2 separate regions of the Homo sapiens genome follow, and region 1 is linked to region 2. A link is an interaction called in ENCODE POLR2A ChIA-PET data of the cell type or tissue named here. Cell type or tissue: PC-3. All regions are shown on one strand. Links, peaks and the distances in the headings refer to the core of each region. The heading gives the core; the rest is flanking DNA.

What was found. Peaks named below come from ENCODE experiments on the same cell type or tissue, not always from the same donor. Only the 100,000 strongest peaks of a DNase experiment are listed, where the experiment ranks them.
Region 1: POLR2A ChIA-PET joins it to region 2 with 5 read pairs; 1 of 35 experiments calls an interaction of 5 or more read pairs at or near these places.

What each region holds. Positions count from the first base shown.
Region 1 is chr7:98,175,704-98,191,689 of GRCh38, forward strand. It overlaps LMTK2 (lemur tyrosine kinase 2), which reads left to right. Exons shown (of 14, transcript NM_014916.4): 8 at 9,348-9,432; 9 at 11,174-11,295; 10 at 15,025-15,174; 11 at 15,911-15,986. Among named protein-coding and RNA genes, the nearest start is that of BHLHA15, 28 kb to the right of the region's middle. In PC-3, for the core only: no CTCF peak of the experiment used is centred there; no DNase peak of the experiment used is centred there; H3K27ac peaks cover 552 bases.
Region 2 is chr7:98,078,677-98,090,359 of GRCh38, forward strand. No RefSeq gene overlaps it. Among named protein-coding and RNA genes, the nearest start is that of LMTK2, 22 kb to the right of the region's middle. In PC-3, for the core only: no CTCF peak of the experiment used is centred there; DNase peaks (open chromatin) are centred at 7,105 and 7,775; H3K4me3 peaks cover 512 bases; H3K27ac peaks cover 2,808 bases.

The DNA.
Region 1 (15,986 bases), core at 6,218-11,217, 98 kb after region 2:
CTCCCATGATGTATGTCACACAGAAATGAGGAAGGCTTCAAGGGAAAGGAACCAGTTTGACTGCAGCTACAACCCAAGAAGAGATGGAAAGACTGTAATCAGCCGAGTAGCTACACTGGGAAGGTGATTAAAGAGCTTTCATTTTAAAAGGCTCGAGGTCCAGAGGGTTTCATGGGTGTCCTCTGTCTGACCTTTAATGAACAGGTGGCTCCAGTGTATTTAAACTATTCCGGACCATAAAGAAGACGGAAATTTCTATAACTCATATCATGAATCCAACACAAGCTTAATAGCAAAAGATGACATAAAGAAATTATTGACGATTCTCCTGAATGAACATAGACACAAATACTAGCAAACTGCATGTAGCAGTGTGTGAATAAAACAATTAAGACTTATTCTAGGACTATAAGGGTAGATGTGTATTATAAAAATATGTCTACATAATTCATTCCATTGACAGAATAAAAGAGGAGAAATACATTATAGCAATAGATTGCAGAAACATCATTTAGTATAATTCAGCAGCTATTCTGTGTTTACATAGACTATGTAAACATATTCTCCTCTGATGGGAAACATTTCTTCCGACAGGAAAGGAAAGATACAACTTAAATATCATATGGACTAAGACTCAAAACTTTACCAAAACTTAATAGCAATATCATGCTATTGCTAAATGGCAAAATAATAAAGTCCTTTCAATTAAATGAGAAACCAGGCAGAGATGCCCACTATTTCTGTTACCTTCCAACATTTCTTTGGAGGTACTAGCTAATACAAACACAAACTATAAAATTATCAGTTTAAAAATAATAGGCCCAAGAAATAAGGGGGAAAAAAGAAAAAAATAATAATAGGCCAGGCACAGTGGCTCACACCTGTAATCTCAGCACTTTGGGAGGCCGAGGTGGGCAGATCACTTGAGGTCAGGAGTTTGAGACCAGCCTGGCCAACATGGTGAAATCCCATCTCTACTAAAAATACAAAAAAATTAGCCAGGCGTGGTGGCACATGCCTGTAATCCCAGCTACTTGGGAGGCTGAGGCAGGAGAATCGCTTGAACCCGGGAGGCAGAGGTTGCAGTGAGCTGAGATCGCACCACTGCACTCCAGCCTGCATGACAGAGCGAGACTCCATCTCAATAATAATAATGATTTACTGAATGCTTCCCACATGCCAGCTACTTTACACCAACTCTTAAGTGGTAGTGCTGGTTTTCCCGTCTGTGTTACAGGTCAGGAGACGCAGGCACAGACAGGTATACTGACTTGTTCAGGGTCGTGCAACTGGAAGCCAGCAGAGCTGGGATTCAAAGCTACACCGTCTGCCTCCAGATTTCACACTGTTAACCACCGAGCTACACCACACAATCATTGGAAAAGAAGAGAACATTGCCCTTCTTTACTGGTGCCATGGTGTTGGATGTTTAGAAAAACCAAGAAACTGTGCTTTTAAAAAATTAGAATTCATAAAAGAATTTGTTGTGGCTTTTTATAAGACAGTATACATAAGTCAGTAGTTTTTCTCTGTACAGGTGTAATTATGTACCCAGTAGTGAAGGTGGATAAAAACCATTTTATTCTGAATAATGCCAAAATTATAAATTATCTGGGTATATATTATGTGAGAAAGACACAGGACTGTATGAAGAAAACTATGAAATCTTATTGAAGAATGTAAAATAACATGTGGACACATGGAAAGATGCACCATGATTTATGGTGGGGAGGCCACACAAAAATGCCAGTTCACTCAAAGAATTCCCATTCGAATCTGAACAGGGTTTTTATTTATTTTTTATTTTTTTGAGACAGGGTCTCGCTCTGTCACCCAGGCTTGAGTGAGTGCAGTGGCACGATCATGGCTCACTTGCTTGGCCTTGACTTCCCAGGCTCAAGCAATCCTCTTGTCTCAGCCTCGCAGGTAGCTGGGACTATACATATGCACCATCAGTGGTGGACCCTATTCCAGCCAGAGGCGTTTTCCCTAGGGTGTAATAAGAATTTCACACCCTGTGGAAGAACTCTGTGTACCCAAATCCTAGCAGGTGCCTGAGATACACACAGCAGGCACTCAGTAAATGTACCATTGCCCAGCTAGCAAAGACTGACCTAATAAGCAGGGCAAACACTGTCAAAACTCTAGTATAAAGTTGCCTCTGTGTGCTTTATCGGAATCCTCTTGTTTTAATCCTCTCCTGGTACGTCTCCATCCCATCTTAGAGTGTTAAGTGCAGAGTCCCTTCGGAAGCTTAAGTCTTTGTGGCTGCCAGAGTCAGAATGACGTGACGAGCAGAGGGAGGCTTTGGAATTGAAGTTTTCATTCACCTCTCATCAGCTTTACCAGTATAAGCCTGGTTATTTCATCCTTCGGAGCTCTATCTCTTCTATAAAATGGGGATCGTCTTTAAAGCCCTGGAGTGCTGTTGTCAAGATGGAGATAAAGTATGCCAAGCTGCTAGAAGAATATTCAGTAACTTTCCGGTATTTTGCTTCCTGTCTGTGAACTCTTCTTATCAGGAATCCAGATTACTCGGGAAAGCATAAGTAGTTCACATAATAGAGGTGTGGATTATTTTGAAAATGCCTCCTGCGTGTTGAGTTTGCATTGGAGAACCCCGAAGACGCGCAAACTAGTCCTAGCGTGAGTGAGCAGCAAGCAGTGGTACTTCCTTGTGAATCGGGGTGGGAACCCTTCAGAACCGCGAGCTCCCACTTTCTGTCGATCGCTCTGCTCATGCGGCCCTGAGTCTCATGGTTACTGTGGTCTCAGTCACAGCAAGTGCTGCCAAGCTCAGGCGACGCTGCCAGAGCCTTCTGAGAGCCGGGCGGGGCTGGTGCCACTGGTAGCCTCATCCCTGGACCTGTTTTTCAACTTGAAGGGAGAGCAGACTGGCTGTGTGTTTGCATTTCCTGACAAAAGCAGCCATTGACGTCAAGAGTTCCCTCTGTTGTTAAGAAGTGACACCTGTGTGTTTTTCTTTAGCTTTGCACGTTATTGGGCTTCAGATAATATTTATTTTTACCAACTTTGGCCCAAATTGTATCATTACTTTGAATCTGTACAGCACTTTTATGTTTTCAAAACATTTCATGTATTTTTCAGTGTTACCCTTGCAACAGCCTTGTGAGTTAACCATTTCAAGTGCAACCTGTTGTTTCGTGAGGAAACTGAGGCTCCTCTGCTATGCATGTGACCAGCCCAGCATCACATGGTCTTGCAGCAGTGGAACTGAGATGAGCTCCTGGCCTCCTGACTGCCCAGGGCTCCCTCCCACTGCATTGTGGAGCCTGGGCACTTGGGGAGGAGTGGGGCAGGACCCAGTCCTGCCACTGTTTGCTTCCTCACCACCTCTGGGTTTCAGGTCATGAGAAGCATTGCCTTTTCCCCTGGGAACACCAGTTGCTTGCTTTCGAGTTTTATAATGAGAGCCAAGGACCTTCTGCAGGCGTAATTGTTCATCTTTTACCAAGCCTTTGCATTTCAAGTATCCAAAGACCTACGTGGAATGTTAGTATGGAGAGAGAAGAGGAGGGAGGGACTGGGACAGTCATCCTGCCATCCAGGAAATGCCTGAGCTCGACATCGCCCAAGCTAGCCTCAGGCTGCTGCCCCTGGCCTAGCAGGATGCGTGCTTGCCCTTGTTGGGATGCTGGCATCCAGCTCCTTGTTCTGGTCTCAGGAGGGAGATGTCGGGAAGGTTCACAGGGTCTGTTTATAGACCCTAGAGGTGGTCGTTGGTGGTGCCCAGTGACGGAGCCTCTGTTGGCAAAACCTGTATCTCTGCAGTCGCAGCTGTTGGCCCAGTGGATAGAGCAGCCTTACTTAAAGCATTTTCACTTTTCTGTCCTCATATGGCATGTTCCTCCTCCCTCTCTCCCTCCTTCCCTCTCTCCCTCCCTCCCTTTCTCCCTCCCTCCCTTTCTCCCTCCCTCCCTCTCTCCCTTGCTTAATTCCAAGAAATGGGGACCAACATTCTTCTTACAATTAGAAGATTCTTTGTTGTTCATAACAGTGGAGTCACAGGTGTCCCAAGGTTTTTCCCAGGCAGTTCAGCAGGCCTGAAGGCTTCTGGATGGAGTGCAGAAAATCACTTGTAAGCACAAAGAGTGTGGCAAGTGATGTGAGGTAGCTAACTGGAATCCACATTGAGGACCAGCTGCGTGCTTGGAACAGCAGCTCCAAGTGTCACTGCATCATCGTTGAGAGTTATTGACGGTGAAAACACAAACATATTACCGAACACTACCTTGCTAGCTTTGTGGCCCTAGCGAAGTCACTTCAATTCTCTGCCTCAGTGTCCATATTTGTTAATGAGGAAAATAATAGTACCCACCTCACAGGTTTGTGGTGAAGATTAAACACTTAGAGAAAACATAAAATGCCTCTTGTGAAGTAAGTATTTTTTGAATATTAGCCATGATTATGTTATTGAATCAATGTTATGTATCAAGCTGTTACCGAATTATATCGGTGTTAGCCGTTGCTGTCATCATCTCCATTATCCTTGTATTTCAGACATGTGAGCTTTGGAAATTAAAATCTTTGAAAATATGAATGTGATAGTTTAAGTTTTTGGTCTTTTGCCTTTCTGTAAAGACATACATTTTGCACTATGGAAATTCAGCTTTGATATCTTCAGTTTACAACTTAAAACTATAAATTAGGCCTCCTTTTCTATTTTAATTTAATGGCTTTTTTATTCGTATACCAGTTGGTGATTATAAAGACTCTAAGGGTTAAAGCCAAAAGCCAAAAAACTTAATCTGTTGTCTGTGTGGAAAGTTCCTTTAGAAAAAGTAGTTTTTACTTGTCAAATTGTGTGTTTTTGAAAATTAACTGTTTCTTAAAATAAATTCTATAATTGTTCTGTGTCTTGAAATATGCTCTTTACCTCCCTTGTGGAGAAGTAGAGAGTTTGGAAGTCATGAAAGTAATTTGGAAAGGGCCTGACTACAACGCTTGCATATCTTTGAGAAAGGGGAAAAATAAACATTTTTAATAATGTGGATTATTTTTGGGTGCTTGAAGTTATAAATTATATTAATATTTACTTATAACAGACTATTACTAGACTATTACTCAAGTAATACAAGCTGTAAAAAAAATTCACCAATTTTGCTAATAGCATTTTAGAGTTCCTTCTTAGTCACTCTGAAAATACAAGGAAACACTCTTTCAGGTCGGGCCGGGCCCAGCTGGTTCCGGTTCCGTGAGCGCCCGGCAGACTGAGGGAGAGAGAGAGAGAAAGAGGAGGGGAGGAGGAGGAGGATTCAGGGAATAGGAGCTGGGGAGCCCTTCTGCGGAGCCCTTCTGCGCCACAGTGATATCAGTATCAAGATAAAAGTGTGGAATGGGAGAAAAATTCTCAAAGCCTGAAAGAAAATCTGGAGATGCTGTTTTTCCAGCAGCTCAGTTGAGGGAGAACTTAGCTTGTGTTTCTTGATTCCTCTTCAACTTCTGTTTGCAAACCAAGACTTGTGTTTGGAGAACTCTATTGTACTGAGCCTAAGTCATTTATGATCTATAACAAGAACATGCATTTTCACATGTCAACTAGATTTGTGGACCGGTAAAGTTCTCCCCAAAGAGATGGGCTCTCACCCTGCCATCCAGGCTGGAATAGTGGTGCAATCATAGCCCATTGTAGCCTCCATCTCAAGGACTCAAGGGATCCTCCCTCCTAGGCCTCCCAGGTAGCTGGGATTACAGATATAGAAAAGCATATCCTAAAATTCATATGGATTCTGAAGGGACCTCAAATACTCAATACAATACAGTCTTGAAACAGAAGAACAAAGCTAGAAGACTCACCTTTTCTGATTTTAAAACTTACTACAAAGCTACAGTAATCAAAACAGTGTTGTACTAGCATAAGGAAGACATATAGACCAATGAAATAGAAGAGAGAGCCCAGAAATAAAACTTCATATATATGGTCAAATGATTTTTTTCTTTTTTCTTTTTTCTTGAGATGGAGCCTCGCTCTGTTGCCAGGCTGGAGTGCAGTGGCACGATCTCAGCTCACTGCAACCTCCGCCTCCTGGGTTCAAGCGATTCTCCTGCCTCAGCCTCCCCAGTAGCTGGAATTACAGGCACCCACCATCATGCCCGGCTAATTTTTGTATTTTTAGTAGAGATTGGGTTTCACCATGTTGGCCAGGAAGGTCTCCATCTCTTGACCTTGTGATCTGCCTGCCTTGGCCTCCCAAAGTGCTGGGATTACAGTTGTGAGCCACTGCACCCAGCCGGTCAAATGATTTTTAACAAGAGTACCAGGACTATTCAATGGAGAAAGGATAGTGTTTTCAACAAATGCTGCTGGGAAAATGGGATATCCACATGCAAAAAATGAAGTTGAACCCTTAACTAACACCATATACAAAAATTAACTCAAAATGGATCAAAGACCTAAATGTAAGATGCAAAACTATAAAAGTCTTAGAAGAAAATAAGGAAAAAACTTTATGACAGTGATTTATTCAGCAGTTATTTATTGGGTATGACATCAAAGGCACAAGCAACAACAACATAGAAGACTACATGAAAATGTTTAAACTTTGTTAATCAAAAGACACTATCAATAGGGTGAAAAGATAACCACCAAATGGAGAAAGTATTTGCAAATTATATATCTGAAAAGGGTTATATAAAGCATATATGGAGAATTCGTGCAACTCAACAACAAAACAAACAGCTTGATTAGAAAATGAAGGAAAGTGTGTATTTCCTTCTCCAAAGGAAATATACAAATGGCAATAGGTACACCAAAAGATGCCCAGCATCAGTGATCATTAGGAAAATCCAAGTCAATTTCCCATAATGAAATACCACCTTACACCCATTAGGATGGCTACTATCAACATCAAACAATAATATGTTTTGGTGAGGACGTGGAAAAATTGGAACCCTTGTGCTCTGTTGGTGGGAAGGTAAAATGGTATAGTCACAGTGGGAAGCAGTATGGTGGCTCCTCATAAATATTGAAAATAGAATTTCCATGTGATGCAGTGATGCCACTTATGGGCATATCCCCAAAATGGTTGAAAACAGGGTCTTAAAGAGATAATTTGTACACCCATGTTCATACCAGCATCATTCACAATAGCTGAAATATGGAAGAAATGTAAACTAAAAATAAAACTTTAAGCTTTCCAATTGTCTGAATGAACTCATCCTCTCAGCCAAGGACATCTCACAGTTCAGGACATGATGGGGAGGGGGCGATCAGATTCCCCATTATACTCTCCCTTTGGAATTCAGGCACAACTGACCAGCATTAACATTAAAACAGAGATCTTACGACTTTTTGTAGCAATAAGACACCATATTCCAGCCTGACTAAAGTAAAGCATCACATGACAGATAGCAGGCCCTGTAAGAAATTGAAGTATTTTGCCCCCAAATATATTCCTTTGACATATTTAAAAATGGCCCTGCAAAACTGTCTCTTAGAGGCAAAATCTTACATTCTGTAGAGAATGCCTTTCCCTTTCTAGGTCTTTTCTCTGATCCTGGAGAGAATTATTTGAGTCTTTCATCATTTTAAGTCTCATAAGAAACATTTACAATCTATTCTTTCTGAAGCCTGCTACCTGGAGTCTTCATCTGCATAATAAGAACCATGGTCTCTACAACCCCTTATCTTAACCCAGACACTCCCTTATATGGAATTTCAGGTGTGTATTTTTTATTTATTTTTATTTTTTATTTTTTGAGTACCCAGGCTGGATTGCAGTAGTGCGATCTCGGCTTATTGCAGCCTCCGCCTCTGGGGGTCACATGATTCTCGTGCCTCAGTCTCCTGAGTGGCTGGGATTACAGGCATGCACCACCATGCCTGGTTAATTTTTTTGTATTTTTAATAGAGATGGGATTTCACCATGTTGGCCAGGCTGGTCTTGAACTTATGACCTCATGTGTTCCACCTGCCTCAGCCTCCCAGAGTACTGGGATTACAAGTGTGATCCACCATGATCTGGCCTCACTCCAGCTTTTTTGTATTTTCAGTAGAAACAGGATTTTGCCGTGTTGGCCAGGCTGGTCTTGAACTCCTAGCCTCGAGTGATCCGCCTGCCTTAGCCTCCCAAGATGCTGGGATTACAGGTGTGAGCCACCATGCCCAAGTGGGTTTCTGGTCTTTAGGTAAACTAGTTTGACAGGTTGCTAATCGGAAAATCTTTGAATCCACCTGTTAGCAGTGGTGAATCTATCTGGGTCTGCAACAACTTGATTCTTGCCTCCTTGGAGGAAAGAATTTTGCTGAGAGGCAGTAGTTGGTTTCAGGCAGAGGGAGAGACTGAGGCAAGTTTTAAGAACAGGAGTGAGAATTTGTTTGAAAGTTTTAGAGCAGGAGTGAAAGGAAGCAGTACACTTAGAAGGGCCAAGCGGGTGACTTGCAAGATCCAAGTGCCCTGTTCAACCCTTGACTTGGGGTTTTGTACATTGTTATGGTTCTGGGGTTTGCTGAAGTTGTGCACGTGTTCACTTGAGGAGTTTTTTCCTTAACCTGTCGAGCGTTCCCAGTGGGAGGTCGTATAAGAGGCCATTTTGCCTCTTAGTGTGCCTGTTTGAGGTCTTTGAGAAGAGGATAACACCAGTTCCGAGTGTTTTCTGTCTGTTAGGAGACTGTCTTTTCCTGGTGCTGGCTGTGACCACTTATCATTTTAGAGAGACAGTTTAACAACCACCTGACCATCACTTTATTGTCGCCTGACAGTCCTGGGGGCAACGGGTTGGGGGTATGTGTGTGGGGGTGCTCTCCTGCCCTGTCCATATCTGCCTAACTACCTACTCTAACATACCTATGAGCTGAAAGCCTCCACTTAGAGTGTTTGAGTTGTTCTGCCTTTTTTGACTGAGCCATTGTACATCTTACATGTGTTGATTGATGTCTTATGTCTTCCTAAAATGTATAAAATTGAACTGTAGCCTGACCACCTTGGACACATGTCGTCAGGACCTCCTGAGGCTGTGTCACAGGCACGTCCTTAACCTTGGCAAAATAAACTTCTAAATTGAATGAGAAAAAAAAAGAAAAGAAAAGAAAATACAAGGAAACAAGCCATACATCCGGTTTTAATGTAGAACGTGGTACAGATATGGTCAGTATTTAACCTGAGCTAGTTACTTGCCTAAAAGTGTGATCATCTTTATTATTTAAGTGATTGATGACATATGTAATACTTCTACTATGAAAAAGAATTTTGAGAGGTTAATTCTTAAGCAGAGAGCTCAATATACTTACTCGGATCCCGAGAGAAAGCCCATTTCTGTGGCATTTCCATACAGCATGATCCTGGTTGTTGATTCTTCTTGCCATGTTCACTTCCCTCTGTTTTCAGTGATTTAGCCCTGCGGAATTGTTTTCTCACCTCCGACTTAAATGTGAAAGTGGGAGATTACGGAATAGGATTCAGCAGGTACAAGGTAAGCCAGAGGTTTAAATGTTTTCAGTCTGATTTAATTTGAATTGTGAAGTTGTAATGTCACCAAATGCCCCACTGTTTGTATAAGAATCTTAGTCGCTAGGCTTTCTGGAGAGGGATTTGCAGCAGTCATTTTAATGTGGTCTAGGCTTCTGGCGTGTGGCTTGTGTAAGTCTGCGGCTTTGCATCCGAGGTTTTGCAACAGCTTTCCAAAAGTTTCGTTTAAAAATATTTATAAACACTGTAAATGATGTAGTCTGATGGTGCATAATAAATTTTAGAGTGAACACATGAGCAACAGTAGTTATTATTACCTGTTATGATAAAATATACATATCATATAAATGTTTCTCCATTACGTGGTCAGTAAAATTTCAGCTCATGTTCAGTAACCTGGGGATCTAGGTTTTTTTAACTCTGTCATGAATATATTCTAAAGGAAATAAGTGAAGAAGTCAATGAAGTTTCCATTTGTGTGTGTCTGTGTAGCCCCAGTGAATGAGGTAGAGCGTTCTGGGGCAGAGAATGGGACTGTCCCAGCTCCGGGCTGTCAGGAGACCTCGGATAAGCCACTTGACCTCCATTTTCTTTTCCTTTCTTTTTTTTTTTTTTAAACGGAGTCTTGCTATATTGCCCAGGCTGTTCTTAAACTCCTGGGTTCAAGCAACTTGCCTGCCTTGGCCTCCCAGAGTACTAGGATTACAGGTGTGAGTCACCCCACCCAGCCTTGACCTCCGCTTTCTGAGCAGCAACATACGGATAAGATCTGTTCTGTTTTTCGGAGTTCTTGTGAGGACCAAACGGGTAATATTTTCAAAAAATATTATGCAAATAGAAATTGGTTATTTGTCTACATAGTAGCTCTAGTGTCTCGAGCACTTGCTAGATGTCAGGCACTTAGCACCTGCCTGTATCCTGCATCATCTCTTTTTTTTTTTTTTCTTTTTTTGAGATGGGGTCTCGCTGTCACCCTGGCTGGAGTGCAGTGGCGCGATCTCGGCTCACTGCAACCTCCGCCTCCCGGGTTCAAGCGATTCTCCTGCCTTAGCCTTCCGAGTAACTGGGACTACAGGGTCCCTCCACCACGCCCAGCTAATTTTTGTATTTTTAGTGGAGACGGGTTTCACCCTGTTGGCCAGGCTGGTCTCGAACTCCTGACTTTGTGATCCGCCCACCTCAGCCTTCCAAAGTGCTGGGATTGCAGGCGTGAGCCACCGAGCCCGGCCTGCATCATCTCATTTAATCCTCACCGCAGAGGGGAGGTTTGTGTTCTCCTCACTTCACAGATCAGGAAAAAACTTCACAAAGTTGTTGCTTGCGTAGAATCACATAGCTGGTAAATGGTAGAATGAGGACTTCAAACCCCGGTCTGTCAGAGTCTAAAGCCTACAGTCTTGCTCCCTAACTGGCTTCACTGTTCAGCGCATAAGTCCCAGTATATATTGTTTTAGTGTTTTGCTCAGAGTCTATGTTATATGCATCAGACACAGCGTACTTTCTTATCCAAGAAGGATGACTTAGCAAGCGTTCATGGCTCGCAGATGAGGTCATGAAGCCCAGGAGGCTTCAGCAAAACTCCTTACCCACTTTCTGCCCAGAAAGTCACTCTTCATGCCTGCTTTTTTTTCTGACCTGGTTTTTGGATTGGGTATATGTTTTCTGAGAATACCATGGATTTAAATTCTTGAACTCACCAAAAGTATAATTCTATTCAAAATTCTGTGTGCTTTCTAACAAAACAGGAGGATTATATTGAAACAGATGATAAAAAAGTTTTCCCTCTGCGATGGACTGCTCCAGAATTAGTAACCAGCTTTCAAGACAGACTGCTAACTGCAGATCAGACTAAGTATAGTAATATCTGGTACGTATTGGCTTACCGTTTTATTAGTCATTTCTTTGGCAAAGTCCTAACTTCTTCCTCTTTGAGTACTTCCTTAAAGGAAAGTAGTTGTATAAGATGTAGGAACAAAAGAGTATCTGATGGTGTGAAAAAGACAGTTTAAAAGACACAAATAGTAATTATCACAATTGTGGTGATGGAGTTAACGTTTTGAATACTGCCCCTGCTACCCATTTTCCTTTAGAAAAGCAGGAACCAAGTCTGTTTCATATTCTGTGCCTCCCACAGGGCCTGACATGTAATAGATATTTAATATGTATTTATTGAAGTGAAAGAAGAAACTGAAAGGGGTGTGGACTATCATGTTTATACTATGATTTATAGGAGTCAGTTTAATGGGAGCTAAAAAGATGCACCTAAAACTTTGACTAACAATTTCTGTCACAGCCTTCTTAATTTATAGCTATGTTTTATGTGCTGTTGTCCTGCTTTTTTTTTTCTCTCCTTGCTTTCTTTTGGATTGATTTCTTTAAAACAATTTTTTTGCTTTTATTATTTTTTTCATTGATGCATATAATTGGACATATTTATGGGGTACAGTGATATATATATATGTTTTTGTTGTTGTTGTTGTTGTTGTTGTTTTGAGATAGAGTCTCACTGTCGCCCAGGCTGGAGTACAGTGGTGTAGTCTCGGCTCACGGCTCACTGCAGTGTCCACCTCCCTGGTTCAAGTAATTCTTGTGCCTCAGCCTCCCGAGTAATTGGGATTACCAATATGTACTACCACACCATTTTTGTACTTTTAGTAGAGATGGAGTTTTGCCATGGCTGGTCTCGAACTCCTGAACTCAAGTGATCCGCCTGCCTCGTCCTCCCAAAGTACTGGGATTACAGGCGTGAGCCACCGCACCTGGCCCAGTGTAATATTTTGATACCTATATACAGTGTGTGATGATCAAATCAGGGTAACTAGTATCCCCTTCACTCCAGACATGTATCATTTTTTCTTTTTGTTTTTGGGAACATTCAAAAGCCGCTCTTAGAGCTGTTTGAAAATATACAAAAATTTGTTGTTAATTATAGTCACCCTTCAGTGCTTTAGAACACTAGATCTTATTCCTCCTTCCCAGCCGAAATTTTGTATTCGTTAGTCAGCTTCTCACTATTCCTCCTCTCCCTCCCCTTCCCTGCCTCAAGTAATCACTCTTCTACTCTCTACTTCTATGAGATCAACCTTTTTATCTTCCACGAGTGATGAGGTTTTCTTCCTTTTTCTTTCCCCCTTGTGTATCTGCTCTACCTAGTGTATCGTGAGTCTGATACTTCTGTGTTTTTTCATGTTGATGGTTATCCTCCTTTAGCTTCCAGATACAGGACTCCTGGACCATTTCTCTTAAGGCATGTCTCATAATGATGAATTCCTTCAGTTTTTGCTTATCTGGGAAAGACTTTATTTCTCCATTTTTTAAAAAAAGTTATTATTATATATATTTTTTTAGTAGAGACGAGGTCATGCTGTGTTGCCCAGGCTGGTCTTGAACTCCTGGCCCCAAGCAATCCTCATGCCTTAGTCTCCTAGAGTGCTGGGATTATAGTCATGAGCCATCGCGCCCAACCCTCCTTCATTTCCGAAGGATATCTTTGCAGGGCATAGTGTTCTTGGCTGCCAATTTCAGTACTTTGAGTATACCATCCTATTCTCTGCTTCCCTCCTATGTGACTTAATGCTTTTCTCTGGCTGTTTTTAGAATTTTTATCTTTGTCTTTGGCTTTTGACAATTTGACTATAATGTGCCTCTGAAATGACCTTTTGGGGTTGATTGTATTTTAAGGACCTTTGAGCTTCCTGGATCTGGATGTCTGTATCTCTCCCAAGACTTGGGAAGTTTTTAAGCTGTTCTTTCCTTAAATAGCCTTTCTCTGCCTTCTCCTAGCTCTTTTATTTCTGTAACTCCCATAATGTGTGTATTTGTTTGCACTGTAGTCTCCCATAAGCCCTGAAGCCTCCCTTCACTCCTTTTCATTCTTCTGTCTTTTTCCCTCTGACTGGGTGATTTCAAACAACCTTTCTTCAAGTTGAGAGGTTCTTCTGCTTGAGTCTGTTGTTGAAGTTCTGTATTTCTTTTTATTTCATTTATTGAATTCTTCAGCTGGGCTTACTGCCTGTGAGGACCCCAGGCGACCCCAGTGTGAGGACTGTAGTGTCCACGGTGAGCAGTGTGAGGATGTAGGGGTCCACAGTGAGATCCTCTTACTTGCCCTTACCTGGAAGAGAAAGTTGCTCCTGGTTCCTGGCTGCGCCTGCCAGGGATGGGGTGGTGGAGGCCAGGCGTTTCCTTCCGCTCTCGCTGTGGCTGTCCTGAATCTCCTGAGTACCTGTTACTCCTTTGATGGGCTCTGGTGCTCTCCTTTAGTGATTTTTGTCAAAATGTAGTTGCTTCTTTGTTGTTTGGGGCGTGTCGTGGAGGGTTAGCTGGACATCAGAATCACTGGGGAACTTTTTAAAACGTGAGTTTTCTAGGCCACACCTGGATCTACCAACTAAGCATCCTTTAGGGGTGGATCTGACCTAGCAGTGTGTGTGTTCACGGCTTCCCAGAGGACACAGATGAGAGTCACGTTCGGGAACATTGCAGTAAATAGACACAAATGCGGGATGGAGGCAGTGCGTGGTGGGGAGGAAATGCAGAGACCTCGTGGAGGAAATGAGAGGCAGCTCCTCTGACCCAGGAAGCCAGCAGAGGCTGTTTCCATGGGGACAGAGCACCGCAGTGTGAGAGAGGATTGGGCTGGGACTGAGAAGGGCGTTCCTGCTGTGGTGAGGCAGCCCTCAGGGTCTCTCCTGGCACACAGCTGCCAGCGTGATGGGGGATCCCTTCAGAATAGCAGCAAAACCCACGATACTGAGGAGTAACTCAAACCAAACTTGTGGGTCTCACAGAGAGGATATCGTCTTGCCCATGTAAAGATTCCTTTTAGATGGTTTCTGGTGTTTACTAATGTTGTTAATAGGTGTATTTTTCTACCAAAAAAAAAAAATCAGAATTCAGGGTATTTATCTTGTTTCCAGCAATTCTGCCAAATTTTTAGAACATTCTGATGGTCTTTCCAATAATTTATTGAGTACTTAAAAGTTGATAGTCATCTCATCCACATAATTACACCTATTATCTCTGTTTTGTACTTTTTTCATTGGCCAAAACTTCTAGGGTGGTATTCAGTAGCAAATAGGAGGCATGGTCTTCCTCATTTTAACAGAAATGCCTCTTTTTTTGCTATTGTGCTGTTGATTATTGGTTTCAGATTAAAGAACAATCTTGGCTGGTTGTGGTGGCTCACGCCTGTAATCTCAGCACTTTGGAAGGCCAAGGCAGGTGGATCACCTGAGGTCAGGACTTTGAGAGCAGCCTGGCCAACGTGGTGAAACCCTATCTCTACTAAAATTATAAAAATTGGCAGGGCATGATGGCTTGTGCCTGTAATCCCAGTTACTTGGGAGGCTGAGGCAGGAGAATCACTTGAACCCGGGAGGCAGAGGTTGCAGTGAGTGGAGATCACACCATTGCACTCCAGCCTGGGCGACAGTGAGACTCTGTCTTAAAACAACAACAACAACAACAAAGATCCTATTAATAATCTTTTCAATACACACCTTGTCCTTAAAATTACTGGCTATGTAACAAGTATGAGTGTTAAAAATTTGACATCTAAAGGGAGAGAGAAACAGCCATTTTCTTTTTCCAACAGGTCTCTGGGTGTGACACTTTGGGAGCTTTTTGACAATGCCGCACAGCCGTATTCAAACCTTTCCAACTTAGATGTCCTCAACCAAGTCATTAGAGAGAGAGACACAAAACTCCCGAAGCCCCAGCTGGAGCAGCCCTACTCTGATAGATGGTTGGTAGCCTCACATTCCGCCTGTTCTGTTTCGTCTTCACTGTGAGGTGTCCCCAAAACACAAAAAAATTCGTGGGCCAAATATTATGTTTCTTCATTTCCTCTTTCACCATGATGTCACCATGAGCTGAACTACTTAATGTGGTTGGCAGTGATGAAGGTGTAGAAATGTTTCGGGTGTTGAGTTGGCTTTAGGGTCCTTGTAAATTCTTTTCATATTGTTTATTTATTTATTTTTATTTAAAAAAAAATGTAGAGACAGGGTCTCAGTATGTTGCCCAGGCTGTTCTTGAACTCCTGGCTCAAGTGATCCTCCCACTTCAGCCTCCCATTGCCCCAGGATTACAAGTGTGAGCCAGGGTGCCTGGCCTCTTTTGATATTTTTAACTGATTCGGCCAGGCACAATGGCTCATCCCTGTAATCCCAGCACTTTGGGAGGCTGAGGTGGGCAGATCACGAGGTGAGGAGTTCAAGACCAGCCTGGCCAACATGGTGAAACCCCGTCTGTACTAAAAATACAAAAATTAGCTGGGCGCGGCAGCGGGCGCCTGTAATCCCAGCTGCTCGGGAGGCTGAGGCAAGAGAATTGCTTGAACCCAGGAGGCAGAGGTTGCAGTGAGCCGGGATCATGCCACTGCACTCCAGACTGGGTGACAGAGCAAGACTCCGTCTCGAACCAAAAAAAAAAAAAAAATTCGTGATGGTTCCACTGATTGCTTGTCGTGTGCTGCTCAGGTATGAAGTCTTACAGTTCTGTTGGCTGTCACCAGAAAAGAGACCCGCGGCTGAAGATGTGCACAGGCTGCTGACT
Region 2 (11,683 bases), core at 5,309-10,308:
ACCTGTGCTCATAGCAGCCTTCTTCCTAACAGCCCAAAGTAGAAACAAAACCCACAGGGCCGTCGACGAATGAATGGATAAACAAAATGTGGCAAATACATCTGGTCACAAAAAAGACAAACACCTTATGATTCCAGTTAAATGAGGTTCCACGATTGGTCCAGTTTATAGAGACAGAAAGTAGAATGGTGATTACCAGGGGCTAGGGGATGGGGTAAAAGGGGTGTGAGAATTCCATGGGAGAGATTCTCAGTTTGGGAAGACAAAAAAGTTCTGGAGCTAGATGGTGGTGGTGGTTGCACGATCATGTGAATATGCTTAATGCCACTAAACTGTACACTTAATATTATTGAAATGGGCCAGGCACGGTGGCTCACACCTGTAATCCCAGTATTTTGGGAAACCTAGATGGGAGGATTGCTTGAGCCCAGGAGTTTGAGACCAGCCTGGACAACATAGCGGGACTCCATCTCTTGAAGAAAAATTTTGGGGTTGGGCACGTGGCTTATGCCTGTAATCCTAGCACTTTGGGAGGCTGAGGTGGGCAGATCACGAGGTCAAGAGTTCGAGACCAGCCTGGCCAACATGGTGAAACCCCGTCTCTACTAAGCATACAAAAATTAGCCGGGTGTGGTGGCGCGTGCCTGTAATCCCAGCTACTCGGGAGGCTGAGGCAGGAGAATTGCTTGAACTCTGGAGGTGGAGGTTGCAGTGAGCCGAGATCACACCACTGCACTCCAGCCTGGTGATAGAGTAAGAAACCATCTCAAAAAAAAAAAAAAAAGGCCGGGCACGGTAGCTCATGTCTGTAATCCCAGCACTTTGGGAGGCCAAGGGGGGGTGAATCACCTGAGGTCGAGAGTTCAAGACCAGCCTGGCCAACATGGAGAAACCCCGTCTCTACTAAAAATACAAAATTAGCCGGGCGTGGTGGCACATACCTGTAATCCCAGCTACACAGGAGGCTGAGGCAGGAGAATCACTTGAACCTGGGAGGCAGACGTTGCAGTGAGCTGAGATCGCATCATTGCACTCCAGCCTAGGCAACAAGAGTGAAACTCCATCTCAAAAAAAAAAGAGAAAAAAAATTTAATAAAAAAATGGTTAAAATGGTAAATTGTATGTTATGCATATTTTACCATAATAACAATTTTTAAAGTCTGCTCGCTCTGAGCTCAGTGTCTTCAAAAGCTCTCTGCTGGGTCCTATTAGCAGGACTAAAGGCAAGTAACATAGTGCCAAAATATCTCATCAATTCAGTCGATTCGTTGATAATTGTAATCAATACAGAGGAAAAAACTAGCCGACCCTTTCTGCACCTGTTCTCCTAGGAAAGAGCCACCTGACTCCCTAACCTGCATGAGCTGATGGCCTGGAGACATGGCTCCCCTGAGCCAGCAAACCTGACTTGTGGAAAGGTGCAACTCCTCTTACCTAGTCCAAAATTGCATAGGAGTTTTTGCTGTCTAATGACCTCAGCTGCCTTCTGAACACAGAAGTGCACACCCAGATTGGAATAAAGATGCGACAAATAGAATTCTATCTCCGTGTGTCTATACCTTGCTCAGAAACAAGGCAGAATAGCAAAATGGAAAAGCTATATGCCATCACCAGACAGCAACAATCCTTCAAGTAAGATTTTAAAAAAGAATACATGGAATGTAGCCAACCATCCCCACTAAAAATAAAACACTCCACTTCCCTCAGCCGATTCAATTATCTCTCTAAAAAAGGGCTTTTTTTTAACACCTCCCAGCAGGCAGCAGATTCAGTGAGTTGGTGAGGATAACAGTGAATAATTAAGCAACCAGTGCCCAAGGTGTGAAGGAAAACATGGACTGGCTCAACTAGGAGCAGCAGTGTCTAAGCTCCATGAATATAAATGTTTAGAAATGAATATTATTGCCTAGTGCCATCTGGAATATTTTTCATTATGTAGAGCATGTTTTGGAAAACTCTTAATGATTTCCTTTTTTGCATGCATGAGACAGGGTCTCCCTCTGTTGCCCAGGCTGGACTGCAGTGGCGTGATCACAGCTCACTGCAGCCTTGACCTCCTGAGCTCAAGCCATCCTCCCACCTCAGCCTCCCAAAGTGCTGAGATTACAGGTGTAAGCCACCGCATCCCACTAATGATTTTCTAACTGTGAAGCCATCCCTGTGACAAAGACTCTGTCCTTGACATGATATTGCTCTGAGTTGAAATTCTCACCTGGAAAATCTGCCAACGTAGGCCAAGCGCGGTGGCTCACACCTGTAATCCCAGCACTTTGGGAGGCCGAGACGGGCGGATCACCTGAGGTTGGAAGTTCAAGACCAGCCTGACCAACATGGAGAAACCCTATCTCTACTAAAAAAAATACAAAATTAGCCGGTCGCATGGTGGTGGCGCATGCCTGTAATCCCAGCTACTCAGGAGGCTGAGGCAGGAGAATTGCTTGAACCTGGAAGGCGGAGATTGTGGTGAGCTGAGATCGTGCCATTGCACTCCAGCCTGGCTGGACTTCGCTTTTCGCAACAATAGCAAAACTCTGCTCAAAAAAAGAAGAAAAAAAAAGAACATCTGCCAACGTAAACATAAAAACAGACACGCAAACAACAGTCCTCCCTTTTGCCTATTAAATAATTGAGGTTCATTACAAAAAAATGAGAACCTTTGAAAAAAAGAAAAGAAGAAACATCCACGGTGCTATCATTTAGAGACCATCACCGTCAGTATTCTAATGTTTTGGTGATTTCCTTCCAGTTTATGAATATGCGTGAGTATAAATATGCATATGAGTATGAGATCACACGACCTCCTTTTACTAATACGGTCACATGGGCATTTTGTCTTGTTCACACGGTCACTCCTGGTTGGGTCACATTTGCATGGTTCCTGCTTTCCTGCTTTTTACAGCCTTTGACCTCTGTCCTCTGGCTGGAATACTCTCACCTTCCTTATGTTTTCCAACCTTGTCCAACCTCACCAAGATGTGATTCTCTGCTATTTATGCCTCTCTGAAATGTACATTTTACGTTAAATATATATGAATATATATATAAATATATATATGAATATATATAAATATATATATAAATATATATATGAATATATATATTCATATATATATAAATATATATATGAATATATATTTTGAAACAGAGTCTCTCTCCGTCACCCAGGCTGGGGTGTTTTGGCACAATCTCAGCTCACTGCAACCTCTGCCTCCTGGGTTCAAGTGATTCTCCTGCCTCAGCCTCCAGAGTAGCTGGGATTACAGGCACGCGCCACCATGCCTGGCTAATTTTTGTATTTTTAGCAGAGATGGGGTTTCACTAAGTTGGCCAGGCTGGTCTCAAACCCCTGACCTCAAGTGATCTGCACATGTCGGCCTCCCAAAGTGTTAGGATTATAGGCGTGAGCTACCACGCCCAGCTCATTTCACATGGTCTTGACCTCATGGCTGCATTGGAGTTTCTTTTTTTTTTTTTTTTCGAGACAGAGTCTCACTGTGTCACCCAGGCTGGAGTGCAGTGGCACGGTCTTGGCTCACTGCAACCTCCGCCTCCCGGGTTCACGCCATTCTCCTGCCTCAGCCTCCCGAATAGCTGGGACTACAGGCGCCCGCCACCACGCCCGGCTAATTTTTTGTATTTTTAGTAGAGATGGGGTTTCACCGTGTTAGCCAGGATGGTCTCGATCTCCTGACCCCGTGATCCGCCCACCTCAGCCTCCCAAAGTGCTGGGATTACAGGCGTGGGCCACCATGCCCGGCCTGCATTGGAGTTTCTGTGCTCAGGGCCTGTACTGCACAATCAGGCCTTTCTGGGGACATAGCAGCTGACACTGCCGGACCCCAGCTCTCTGGCCAGGTCTCTGGCTCCCATGGACAGCCTCTCCAGAGAGTCACCATTCACTACCCGTTCTCCCACCAGACAGAGATCAAATGTACACCATAAGAACTGTAGTTCACAATATCATATTGTATTTGGGATTTTTGCTAAAAGAATAGATTTTAGGTTGCTCTTGCCAAACACACAAATGGGTAACTATGTAAAATGATGAATACGTTCATTTACTTGGATATAGTAACCATTTGACTGATTATATGTATATCAAAACGTCATGTTGTACACCTTAAATATGTATAATAAAAAATAATAAAATAGCAAACAAAAAAAAAAAGCCTGAGGCCTCCCCCCTTTTTTCTTTTTATTTTCTTTTCTCTTTTTTTTTTTTTTTTTTTTTTTTGAGACAGTCTCACTCTGTCACCCAGGCTGGAGTGCGGTGGTATGATCAGGGTTCACTGCAGCCTCAACCTCCTGGGCTCAAGCAATCCTCCCATCTCAGCCTCCCGAGTAGCTGGGACTACAGGTGCACACCACCATGACTGGTTAATTTTTAAATTTTTTGTAGAGATAGGTCTTTCTATATTGTCCAGGTCAGTCTCAAACTTCTGGGCTCAAGTGATCCTCCTACCTCAGCCTCCCAAAGTGCTGGGATTATGGATGTGAGCCTCCACACCTGGTCCCATTCTTTTCTTTGAAATCCCCCCCACTTTTTTTTTTTTTTTTTGTAGCGTGAAAGAGTTTGCAATCATTTTTCTCTGTGAGAATTATTAGCTCACAAATTTTCCATTTCTTAGCCACCTCGGTAAGAAGAAAAATCACAAATGGTTGTTCTCCAAGGAATCGGGGGGTCGTCAAGCAAGACCCACATAAATGCCACCAGCAGAGGAGAACAGAGGCTGTTTCCAGGGCTGCCCAGAGATGTCCCACATATTTTTTGTCACCTGATACCTCCTAGGGGCAAAGAAGTCCCCATTTTCCAGCTAAGAGATAGCTGAGTTGTTTTATCTTCTGGTATTGGCCTCTGTGCCGAAGCCCCCTCTGATCTGTCCTTTCCCTGGGTCTCCATCCATCTGCCTGAGCTGGACGGAGCCTCAGCCCTTCCAGAAGAGAGGTTGTAACCGAATCACAGGTTCAGTCACTCGCCACTTGCAAAATTCCATTAACAAGCGCGAGGTCTGGTGGCTTTTTATTTTAAAGCTAGTTTGTGGGAAGAAGTGCAGGCTTCCTGGCTTAAGGGTACCACTTCGCTTTTGGAGCAGAAAGTGTGCACTTTTAAAGCGGGGGTCTGGCATGAATGGCATGCAGGGGAGAAAGTGAGCAGGTGGGGGTCTGCCCAAATTTGTTTGGTGCCTTATTTACTGGGCAGTCAAGCTAGCACCTTCATGAGCAGAACTAGGTTGTAAACTCTCCAGGTGGGAGAGAGTTTCAGTCTTCAGAGTGGCTGAAACTATCCAGTGGGGAGAGAGTTTCATAGTGGGCATACTTTGGGTTGTAAATAGACCGTTGTCTCTCAAGGCAATCTAATGGGAGTGAGTTCCACGCTGGAGTTTCTAAGCACATAGTTAGATAAGCTTGCCCTGCAGGGAGTGTCTGGTGAAGGGGAGGTAAAAGGTTATCATGTCATTCCTTTTTGTGTGTGGCAGGGGAGGGATAAGGTCTTGCTCTGTCTCCTAGGCTGGAGTGCAGTGGTGCGATCTTGGCTCACTGCAACCTTTGCCTCCTGGGTTCAAGCCATTCTGGTGCTTCAGCCTCCCCAGTAGCTGGGATTACAGGCATGTGCCACCACGCCTGGCTAACTTTTGTATTTTTAGTAGAGATGGGGTCTTGCCATGTTGGCAAGGCTGGCCTCAAACTCCTGGCCTCAAGTGATCCACCTGTCTCGGCCTCCCAAAGTGCTGAGATTACAGGTGTGAGCCATCGTGCCCGGTCAAGGTATGATTGCATTTCTAAAGGGCTAAGTAGGAAATGAGGAACAGGGGAAACAGAAAAGAGGAAAAAATAATAAATAATTACTCATTCTCTTTTTCTTAGAAAAATAGGGGTACTTGGTTACTAGGTGAGCAGATGGGGTTGGTCAATTTCCCCCAAGAGGAAATAGATGCAGAGAGAGAAACTAATAACCTCAAGGCCCAAATGAAGTCAGTAGCAGAAGGCTGGCTTCCTCAAAAGCCCATCCTTCCTGCTGATGATCAAATACTGCCCTAGTCTTCTTGGCATCACCCACAGGAAAACAGAGGCACTCTGATTCCTGCATGGGTAAAATGGGCACAGCTCCACCCTCAGAGGACTTATTCAGGGGAGCGATGTCATACCTCACAGGAGATGCCTGCGAGCCACCTGGGACACACAGCTGTCCAGGCATCCTGAACCAAGTCTGCAATTGTTTATGGCTTATTCATGGGGAATCAGAGAAGGGCAAACACGCTTGCCCTCTTAGCAGATGAGTTGTGGGTTGTGATTACAACCTGGGTGTACAAGGGGCAGTGAAAAGCCCAATTTCTTTCTTTTTTTTTTTTTTTTGAGAAGGAGTCTCATTCTGTCACCCAGGCTGGAGTGCAGTGGCGCGATCTCAGCTCACTGCAACCTCCACCTCTCGGGTTCAAGTGATTCTCCTGCCTCAGCCTCCCAAGTAGCTAGGATTACAGATGCCCGCCACCACAGCCGGCTAATTTTTGTATTTTTGGTAGAGACAAGGTTTCACCATGTTGGACAGGCTGGTCTTGAACTCCTGACCTCGGGTGATCCACCTGCCTTGGCCTCCCAAAGTGCTGGGATTACAGGCATGAGCCACCGCACCCAGCGAAAAGCCCCATTTCTGTTTGTTTGTTTTGTTTGTTTGTTTGTTTTTGAGACGGAGTCTCGCTCTGTTGTCCAGGCTGGAGTGCAGTGGCGCGATCTCAGCTCACTGCAAACTCCGCCTCCCGGGTTGAAGCGATTCTCCTGCCTCAGCCTCCCGAGTAGCTGGGATTACAGGCATGTACCACCATGCCCAGCTAATTGTTTGTATTTTTAGTAGAGGCAATGTTTCACTGTGTTAGCCAGGATGGTCTTGATCCCCTGACCTCGTGATCTGCCCACCTTGGCCTCCCAAAGTGCTGGGATTACAGGCGTGAGCCACCATGCCCAGCGAAAAGCCCCATTTCTAACAAAGTTTGGCAATTAAATAAGTAGCCACAACTCCTTCTGCTATTAAATAATAAAGCCATTGAGTGTTACACAGAAAGAACCACAAATTCCGGCCAAGCCTGTTGGTGGCTGTTGGAACCGCCCTAATAAACAATTTCAGGTACAAGCAGGTGTGGCAGAGGGAGGTGCAGGAAGTTCCCTGGGGCCTCCCAGCCTAGGCCCCCCAGCAGTGGGAGTGGGGGCCTGCTGGTGAGGCCTGGCTTCCTGCTGGGCTCTGAACCCAAAAAGAAGCCAAAGGCAGACCCAGAGAGCAACTGCAAACAGTGATGAGATGGTTGATTTGGGTGACCTTGGACCCGGGATTCTGGACTGCTGGGTTACAGGGGAGTCACTTCCTCACTTCTCACCTTATAGGGTCACATGGAGCGTTTGCTCCCCAGCGATTTGGGGAAGGTAGAAGCGACTCCTTAGAGTATCTTGAAGTAGGGGCTTACAATCAGACAGACAGAGAAAAAGCTCCCCCTATTCCTCTTTCCCGCTGCCCCTCACTGAGATACGTGGATGAGACAGGGTGGCATTGCATGGGGTGGTGGAGAGTCCCAGGCGGGTCTTGCTGGAGGAGCTCCCCAAGGACTCCCTTTGCTGGAAGGCTCCAGTCCCCGTTCTGGTCCAATGCCAAGGAAGGGACAGAGGATGACGCTGCATGAGCTGATTAATCCCTGGGAAGACAACGGGCCCTGCCCTACCTGCCCATGTGCCAGTCTGGCACCAACTCGCCCAGCCTGTTCCAGCTGGCCTGGTAGAAACTGACGCAGCAGGTGACTCCCTCGGTTTTATGGGCTTGGGGCAAAAGTCGTGTGGCCAGCAGAGTGGCTGAGGCAGGTAGAGTTTTCCACAGCGGCCTGGGCTCTCCTTGTCCTAGAAGTCTAACAAGTCATCTTCTTGTTTACCCTGGTGCCTCCCTGGAACATAACCTGACACATCACGGGCACTTCCTGTGTGTGTTGAAATAATTGTCAAAGAATTGGTAAGGAGCAGATGTGAGCAGAACATGTGCCCTGCGCAAGAGAAGCCCGTGGTCCCCAGAAACTTACAATTCTTTTCTTTTTTAAATTTTTTCTTTTTGTTTTTAAGATAGGGTCTTGCTGTGTCACCCAGGCTGGAGTGCAGTGGTGTGATCGTGGCTCACTGCAGCCTCTACCACTGGGGCTCAAGGGATCCTCCCACCTCAGCCTCCTGAGTAGCTGGGACCACAGGCATGTGCCACCATGCCCAGCTAATTTTTAATATTACTGTTTTAAAATACATGTAATTGTATTGAGTCTATCTTCTCTAAGGACAAAGGTTTACTCAGCAACTATTAACTTCAGGGTAGAGCTTGTTCTCCACCTCTGCTCTTCACCCTACTCCCCAGCCCCGATCTCACCAGAAAGCAAACCTTAACAGGGTCTCTCACCTGAGGGGTATCCAGGAGCAATTTGGTCCACACCTCATCTTCGCAAAAAGCTTTTAACGTATACTTTGTTGTTGTTGAGACAGGATCTTGCTCTGTTGCCTAGGCTGGAGTGCAGTGGTTCAATCATGGCTCACTACAGCCTTGATCTCTTAGGCTCAAGTGATCACAATCCTCCTGCCTCAGCCTCCTGAGTAGCTGGGACTACAGGTGTGCGCAGCCATGCCGGCTAATTTTTTTTTTTTTTTTTTTTTTCTGTAGAGATGGGGCCTTGCTATGTTGCCCAGGGCAGTCTTGAACTCTTGGTCTCAAGTGATCTTCCCACCTCAGCCTCCCAAAGTGCTGGGATTACAGGCATGAGGCACCGAGGCATGAGACGGGCCTCAATGTACACTTTTGACGTTATTCGGTTTTGACTCTGATACTTAGCAAGGATGCCGGAGCCAGGCTACCTGAGTGTGAACCCTGCTTCTGTCACTTACTAGCTATGTGACCTTGGCCAAGGTCCTTATCTTCTCTGTTTCTGTCTCCTCATCCACAAAATGGGAATAAGGATAGATTAAGCCAATCACCAAAAGCAACCTATTGTATGATTTCATTTATATAAAATGTCAAGAATCAGCTGAATGCAGTGGCTCCTGCCTGTAATCCCAGCATTGTGGGAGACCAAGGAGGGAGGATCACTTGAGGCCAGGAGTTCAAGACCAGCCTGGGCAACATAGCACGACCCTGTCTCTACCAAAAATAAAAACAAAAAAGCCCAGAACAGGCAAATCCATAGAAGCAGGAAGTAGATTAGTGGTTACCAGGGGGAATGGATGGGGAATGACAACTAACGGGTAGAGTTTCTTTTGTGGGTGATAAAAATATTCTAAAATTAGATAAAGCTTAAAGAGTTATTACTTATAAAGTGCTTACAGCAGTGTCTGACACATCAAAAGTGATCTGCAAGTCATTGTCGAATAAAACTTACCTCGAAAGGAAGGCATGAATACTAATGAGCTTGGAAAAAAAATGTTCATAATACAATTTTAAAATGGTATTTCATTCCCGAATCTCACTATCTGCTGTGTACTTTTTATCAATCCTGCTGTAATTATTTTGTGCATAGCATCATTATATAGCTGTATAAATTATGTACATTAAAAGTGTTAATTTGTTAGACTTAAATGTGTTAGCACGTTTTTACCATATTGGGTGGTTTCCGCACCCCCTCCAAAAATGGGTGGTGGCTCAAGGCTCTGTTGGCAGCTGGTGAGCTGTCCCTGAGTTACACAGGTTTAGAGGCAACAACAGGTAAGGACTTTGCACAAAGGCATTTGGAAAGACAGCCAATTGTCCATCATGATATCTCATCATTGCCCAGTTTGGTAATTGATGTATCATTTGCATTAATGATATACCACACATCATTATGCAGATAAAGTCGGCTATCATCCAGAATGAGGCACACAGCCTTTGATTGGCAGAGAACTAGGGAGAGTCAAATGACTTTTAACCTACTTGGTCTCCTTATTTGCCTAATGCTGAATTAAAGTCACGCAACCATGACAGGGATTCAAGTCAAGCAAAGGTGATCGTAAAGACCCGCAGGAGGGTGTCCTATGGCGAGGCCACTGATGTGCCGGCTAGGGGTTAACAAGTGGCTCTTGGCTGGGTGCGGTGGCTCATTCCTGTAATCCCAGCACTTTGGGAGGCTGAGGTGGGAGGATCACTTGAGCCCAGGAGTTGGAGACCAGCCTGGGCAACACAGCAAAAACCCATCTCTACAAAAAAATGTAAAAAAAACTCAGCCAGACGTGGTGGTGCATGGCTGTAATACCAGCTACCTGGGAGGCTGAGGTGGAAGGATTACTTGAGCCTGGGGAGGTCGAGGCTGCAGTGAGCTATGGTCATGCCATTGCGTACTCCAAGCTAGGCGACAGAGCAAGACCCTGTCTCAAAAAAAATAAATAAATAGGCGGGGTGCTGTGGCTTATGCCTGTAATCCCAGCACTTTGGGAGGCTGAAGCGGGAGGATCATGAGGTCAGGAGATCGAGACCATTCTGGCTAACAGTGAAACCTCGTCTCTACTAAAAATACAAAAAATTAGCCAGGTGTGGTGGCAGGCACCTGTAGTCCCAGCTACTCGGGAGGCTGAGGCAGGAGAATGGCGTGAACCCGGGAGGCGGAGCTTGCAGTGAGTCGAGATTGTGCCACTGCACTTCAGCCTGGGTGACAGAGGGAGATTCCATCTCAAAAATAAATAAATTAATTAATTAAATAAAATAAATAAATAAATAATAGAAAAAAGAAGACAGGAAAAGACACCAGGTATGCATGTGGCCGGAGGAAAGACCATGTCAGAGAGAACGCAGCCATCTACAAGCCAAGGAGAAAGGCCCCAGGAGAAACCAACCTGGTCAACACCTTGATCTTGGACTTCCAGCCTCCAGAGCTGTGAGACAAGAAGTTTCTGTTGTGTAAGCCGCCCAGTCTACGGCATTTTTTTTGTGGCAGCCCATGTAAACTAATACACTCAGAGAGCAGTTTGCCCTTAGAATAGGCAGGGAGGGTTGCCCAGGGTTCTTGTGCTGGAGGTGCCCATGTATCAGAAGCACAAACAGAAGTGTATCAAAGAACACATGGGCCCCCTGTCATTTGGGCAGTGTGCACCCTGTAACTAAACATCCATGTATCCACTCTCTTTTTTTTAAAAAAGGTTTTTTTTTTTTTTTTTTTTTTTTTTAGGCTGGGCACAGTGGCTCAAGCCTGTAATCCCAGCACTTTGAGAGGCCAAGGAGGGCAGATCACAAGGTCACGAGTTCGAGACCTGCCAGACCAACATGGTGAAACCCCATCTCTATTAAAAATACAAAAATTAGCCAGGTGTGGTGGTGCGTGCCTGTAATCCCAGCTACTGGGGAGGCTGAAGCAGAAGAATTGCTGGAACCTGGGAGGTGGAGGTTGCGGTGAGTTGAGATTGCACCACTGCACTCCAGCCTGGGCGACAGAGCAAGAAGACTCTGCCTCAAAAAAAAAAAAAAAAAAAAAAAAAAAAAAAAGAAAAGCGTTTTTGCTTTTTTTTTTTTTAAATAGGGACAGGGTCTCCCTATGTTGTCTAAATGGAATTGAACTCCTGGGCTCAAGTGATCACCCACTTTGGCCTCCCAAGGCACTGAGGCCAGGAGCTCCAGACCAACCTGGGCAATACAGTCAGACTGCCATCTCTATGAAAGAAATGTTAAAATGAGCCAGGCATGGTGATACATGCCTGCAGCTCAGCTACT